Linked DNA regions of Mus musculus: region 2 is linked to region 1. A link is a loop called in an ENCODE intact Hi-C map of the cell type or tissue named here. Cell type or tissue: left cerebral cortex. All regions are shown on one strand. Links, peaks and the distances in the headings refer to the core of each region. The heading gives the core; the rest is flanking DNA.

The links. Hi-C counts contacts between places; a loop is a spot of excess contacts. Peaks named below come from ENCODE experiments on the same cell type or tissue, not always from the same donor. Only the 100,000 strongest peaks of a DNase experiment are listed, where the experiment ranks them.
Region 2: a loop joins it to region 1, with 6 times the contacts of the local background. A loop is called at or near these places in 3 of 42 quality-filtered maps.

The regions. Positions count from the first base shown.
Region 1 is chrX:61,042,031-61,044,952 of GRCm38, forward strand. The region is part of intron 2 of Gm14664 (predicted gene 14664); the gene reads left to right. Among named protein-coding and RNA genes, the nearest start is that of Gm14664, 32 kb to the left of the region's middle. In left cerebral cortex, for the core only: no CTCF peak of the experiment used is centred there; a DNase peak (open chromatin) is centred at 1,316.
Region 2 is chrX:60,607,972-60,610,893 of GRCm38, forward strand. No RefSeq gene overlaps it. Among named protein-coding and RNA genes, the nearest start is that of Gm715, 61 kb to the left of the region's middle. In left cerebral cortex, for the core only: a CTCF peak has its summit at 1,445 (motif pointing left); a DNase peak (open chromatin) is centred at 1,412.

The DNA of each region.
Region 1 (2,922 bases), core at 306-2,805:
TCTAACAAAAAAAGACAAAAAAGAAAGAAAGAATAGATCGATTCCAAAGTTTTGAATGTGGGTTCTTTACCAGATTTAGTCTGAAAGGCTAATCCTAAAAATTTTGGTTATTGTTTTTAGTGTATCAAGTAAATGACTGTGGAAATAGGGTTAGGGTGGAGGGAGGGACACTGAATACAAATTGATTAAATGATGGACAATGTGGTCATTTTACCTCAAGCTCTGGGGCTTTTGTTAGAGAGCAAGCAGTGATTTGTCCTGGTATTTGAATACCAGCTTTCAGAAGGATCCTAAGTCCTCAAGGAAAGCGAGTCATGGTCTAAACAAAACCTGGGACATGCTACTGAATAGCAATAAAGGCTATAGCTCTTAAGTATAAACACACAGAAACGCATCCAGAGGAATAGCTGCTTTATTCTCGGTCATTTTTACATACTATGAAGATTCTGAGTGGCATTATTTGGCAGGCAGTATTATTTAGAGGCAGGTGTTAGACATGCAATTATCATAAAGACTCTATGTGGAGGATGACCACATGATACAAATTTATCTTTATTCTAATATAGTTCCCAGATTTTTTTTTCCTGACAAATTACACTACACTTTATGGAAATGTAACATTTTGTATGAATGGGAAAGATAGGCCTGGTTGCATGCTAATGAGGGAGACAAAGTAGCCTCTTATTTGCAACTGGCCCAGACCTTTCCATTAGCAAATTAAAATCTGTTCAAATTTATTTACTAATATATTAGGAGAAGCTTCAGGCTAACCCCTTGACCTGTATTATATAGCAAACAACTGTAGCAGTGAAAATAATTAACAGCATGGAATGTACCTCCTGTTTATTTCTTCTTCATGCCCAGGGGTCAGCCGTATAGTGGGTTTGCCATCTGCATTTGGTTCCAAGGGTATATTTACTTAAAAATTATCAATTATAGTTTTAAATAGCTGCCCTTAATTGCAGTCTTCTTAGTCAAGTGTGATACATATCGTATATGTGCTTTGTGTTTGTTTGTGTATTATATCACCTGTTTCTGATCAACTCTGAGCGAAGCGTATTCATTTCAAAATAATGTCTCTGGAAGCCTGTTGTGGTGTTTGTGTTTATTGCACCATCCCCAAAGCCATGGCTTTGTTTCTGCTCATTTAGTAATACTGGCTGATTAGGGTTCATTCTTTCTATCCAGGAGAGCCCATCTTTCAATTATTATGTAGAGCCTTGAGAGGAAGGATGGGGCTGCAAAAGGGTCTGAAATCGGCAACATGAAAGTCAAAGCCCGGCCTTTCTCTCCTCGGGAGAAAAAGTAGAATGGGCTTTGCTGACCTCTGCTGTCTGCTTTTTAGGAAATAGTGGTTTTACTGGATGCACGGTTGTTTAGAAGAATTCTTGAATGTCCTCGTCATATTCTGCCAAAGCTAACTATGTGTTTTTGAGGCAGCGTCACGTGTAACTCCGGAGAGAGAGAACTCCTATCTGAGGATGACTTTCACTGCTGATGCTGACTTCATTTCTCAATTGCTAGGATTATCTTTGGGTGTACAACATCCTACTACGTTTTATATAACGCTGGGGGATAGCATACAGAGCCTCATTCTTGCTGGGCAAGCATTCTATCACCTGAGTAGTGTCCCCAGTTTTGACCATAATTTTTGAGCAACAGAAGTGATGACATTCCAATTATGATAGCAAGTGCACACAGGCAGTACCAAGAGGATATGGTCTGTGCCAGTCTCATCCAAGATCTCAGGAGCCAAATCTTTCACAGGTAAAATTTTAAACCAGTGTCAGGAATTTCACACTATTCTTTTGGTATAATGGAAAAATCTTTTGTTACAAAAATTCCAAAAATCCTGGACATTTATATTAATATTTGTATTGGGATCATTTTATGCTGAGAAAGACATTGCAGTAACAATGAGGCGTCAAGATAAATGTAGAAATGAAATCTTAAATTGTATGAGCAGAATCGGGGAAAGAGCAGTTGGGTGAATGGGAAACTAACCTGAGAGACCTACAGAACCACAGCACCCACCCTTGTGCTCCTCAGAAGCAATTGTAAGTCAAGACAACAAAATGTCATGACCAGTCTTGAGTGAATTCTCTCATCTTGGTGACTCTGCAGTCCTATGTGACAAAGCATTAGGCTAAGAAACTTTGATCTTGATATATATATATATCATCCAGGAGGCAGAGATAGGTGGATCCCTGAGTTCAAGGCCAGCCACATCTACAGCATGTATTTCAGGACATCCAGGACTACACAGAGAAAACCTGTCTCAGAAAATAACAAAGAAAGAAAAGAAATTTTGACCTTAGCTACTTGAACATAGTCCTATCACCCACTAAGGACTGGCGGAGCTCATTTTCCTGTGTGTGTGTGTGTGTGTGTTTTTTTTTTTTTTTGCTTAATCCAGCCTGGACCTTGCTCTTTGCATGTGTAAAGTGGAGACAACAGTTTTTCCGTTGTGTCATGGGTATGTTATAATGATCCCACCAAAGCCATTGGCTATACAACAGGGTCAATATATCCAGAACTGCAGATTAAAAGCTTCCAAGAAATCATTTAGCCTTTTAATGAGCCTAAAGTCAGAGGTCCCAAGGTGCCAAACACATGTACCAGCATCCTCAGCCTTTCCCTACCTGCCTTTCAACCTCTGCCTTACAAACCTCTAGCCAATGTCTTTTTTGTGTTTCTTTTTTTCCTTCTCCTGTGATCATGCATTTACCTCCCCTGAGACAGTGTAGACAGGGTCTCAGATGCCTCAGCCTCTAATGATGGCTCAGTTAATACCTGGGTCCTGTATATAATGCATGATTTGGAAAAAAGTGAATTGTTTTCAAGTTTTATGTTTTGAATTGTTTTCCAGTTTTATGTTTTCTTAGTCGAATAATTTTTTAAACAGTTACTGTGACTCTACTA
Region 2 (2,922 bases), core at 179-2,678, 430 kb before region 1:
ATAGCTCAGCAGATAAGAGTGTTGGCTGCTCTTGCCGACGATGTACTTCCATACCAAGCACCCACATAGGGTAGCTAACAGTCACCTGTAACTTAAACTTTCCAGGATCTGACATCCTGTTTTGGTATCTGTGGCACCTGCACCGACTTACTGTACCCATGAGTAATATAAACTTTTTTGTTTGTTTGTTTTTTGTTTTTGTTTTTGTCTTTTTTTTTTTTTTTGGTTTTTCAAGACAGGGCTGTCCTGGAACTCACTTTGTAGACCAGGCTGGCCTCGAACTCAGAAATCCACCTGCCTCTGCCTCCCGAGTGCTGGGATTAAAGGCGTGCGCCGCCATCTCCCAGCAATATAAACTTTTATAAAGAAAAATAATACATTTTATAGCAGAACCACAGTTCTAAAAAGTTTTAACTATTAGTCTAGCAAAATATGAAGGATCTATGTGCAGAAGACTAAAATTATGAAGAAAAAAATTAAAAATGACTGATATGCATGGAGGGATGCCTTGTGTTCATGGGCTGAAAGCCCATGCTGTTCAGAGGTTGCTTCATCTCTCCGTCCCTGGTACTTTTAGTACAATCCTAAGTGGAATCCCAACTGTTATTGGGGGTACTGTCTGACTGATTCTAAAATTGACATGGGAAGGCAAAGGGCCTTAAATGGCAAAGTCCTGAAGAAGAACAAAATTGAAACACTTAGACTATGCTTATGATTCCAGGACTTGCTATAACATGACAGAAAGCAAGATATTGTGAAGTTGATATAAGGATAGACAAATCAGTGGAACAGAGATAATAACTCAGAAATAAGCAAATACGGGCAGCTAGTCTTTGGCAAGGAGCAAAGTCAATTTAATGGAGGAAGAATAATCATTTTAGCAAATGGTGCCGGAACTATTGGATCTCTACATGAAAATTAACTTAAGTTTCATATGGTGACTCATGCTTGTAATATCAGTGCTTGCGAGGTGAATAAAGGACACCATTGAGAGTTCGAGGCCATGTTTGGCTACATAGAGAGTAACTGCATAGCCACCCTGGGCAATATGAGTCCCAATATTAGAAAACTAAATACAAAGAAACTTCAGCAACAACAACAAAAAAATCTGGGAAAAGCTTTTTTATCTTTCAGGCAATTGCTGGTTTCTGAGAGAGGGAGAGGGAGCGAGGGAGCCATGTAGGAGTACTGTAGGAGACATGGACAGGATGCCTGGGCAGCTCATTGGGCAAGTGTACTTTGACAATGTTTGCTCACAGGCAGGTATGGCCTTGATAGTAGAAAGATTCTAGGTCTGGCTAGATGCCTACTTTCTCTTTTCAGAATATGAAAAGCTACTAATAAACCACAGCCGTCCTTCAGGAATGCATTATTTCAAAGGAGGCTGTGAAGGCTTCTCCAAGATGAGAAAAAAATTCCTGAGCTCCCTCTGCTGGTCATACAGGAGAATAACAGGTGAGCAAATAACCAGAAAGATCTAAAACACATCATAACTGAGGTAATCCAGTCACAAAAGAACACACATGGTACGTACTCACTGATAAGTGGATATTAGGCAGAAAGCTTGGAACACCCACGGTACAACTCACAGACCATATGAAGCTCAAGAAGAAGGAACACCAAAGTGTGGATGCTTCAATCCTACTTAGAAGGGGGAACAAAATAAAAATGGGAGGTAGAAGGAGGGACGGACCTGGGAGGAAGAGAAGAGGGAGAGAAAAAAGGGGGGGCAGGATTGAGTGTGGGAGGAGATGTAGGTGCGGGGATGGGGAAGTACAGAGGGTCTAGAATTTGAATAAGGTGTGCAGCAGCGGGGGATGGGAAAGCAGGGAAAGCCATTAGAAAGTCCTAGATGCCAGGGAAGCAAAATGTTTCCATGACCCAACTAGGATAACATTAGCCAAAATACCCAACAAAGGGGAGAGAATCTGTAGAGACCATATCCAGAGATTAGGCACGACCCCCGGTTGAGGGTTGGAGCCACCCACCCATCTCAAGAATATTAACCCAGAATTGTTCCTGTCTAAAGGAAATACAGGGACAGAATGTGGAGCAGAGACTGAAGGAAAGGCCATCCAGAGACTACCCCACCTTGGGATCCATCCCATATACAGTTACCAAACCCAGATAATATTGCTGATGCCAATACAACAAGTGCTTGCTGACAGGAGCCTGATATAGCTGTCTCCTGAGAGGCTGTGACAGTGCCTGATAGATACAGCAGTGGATGCTCACAGCCATCTATTGGATGGAGAACAAGGTCCCCAATGAAGGAGTTCTAGGAAGGACTGAAGGAGCTGAAGGGGTTTACAGCCCCATAGAAGGAACAACAATATAAACCAACCAGATCCCTGCCACCCCCCAGAGCTCCCAGGGACTAAACCAGCAACCAAAGAGTACACATGGTGGAACTCATGGCTTCTGCAGCGTATGTAGCAGCGGATGGCCTTGTAGAGCATCAATAGGAGGAGAAGCCCTTGGTCCTGTGGAGGTTCAATGCCCCAGTATAGGGGAATGTCAGTGCGGGGAGGAGGGAGGGAGTGGGGGAGTAGGGGAACACCTCATAGAAGCAGGGGGAAGAGCGGATGAGATAGGGGAGTTGAGGAGAGGAAACTGGGAAGGGGGATAACATTTGAAATGTAAATAAATAAATAATAAAAGAAAACAAAAACATGTATATGCACTCCTAGGGGCAATTAGAGTTCCAACGGCCACATGTCTTCATATAATCTTGCACATAAAGCACATACAAGCACATGCTAACCATAAGCTATGTCTACTTTACCACAAGGTAGTTAACAGTACGCACCATGGCCTTACACCGACGAGCTATCTACCAGTGTATTGCATTTAGTGGTTTATAATCCTGGACAGATTTCTTAATTGTTTTGTTTTTAAATTTTATTTCATTTTGCTAATTTT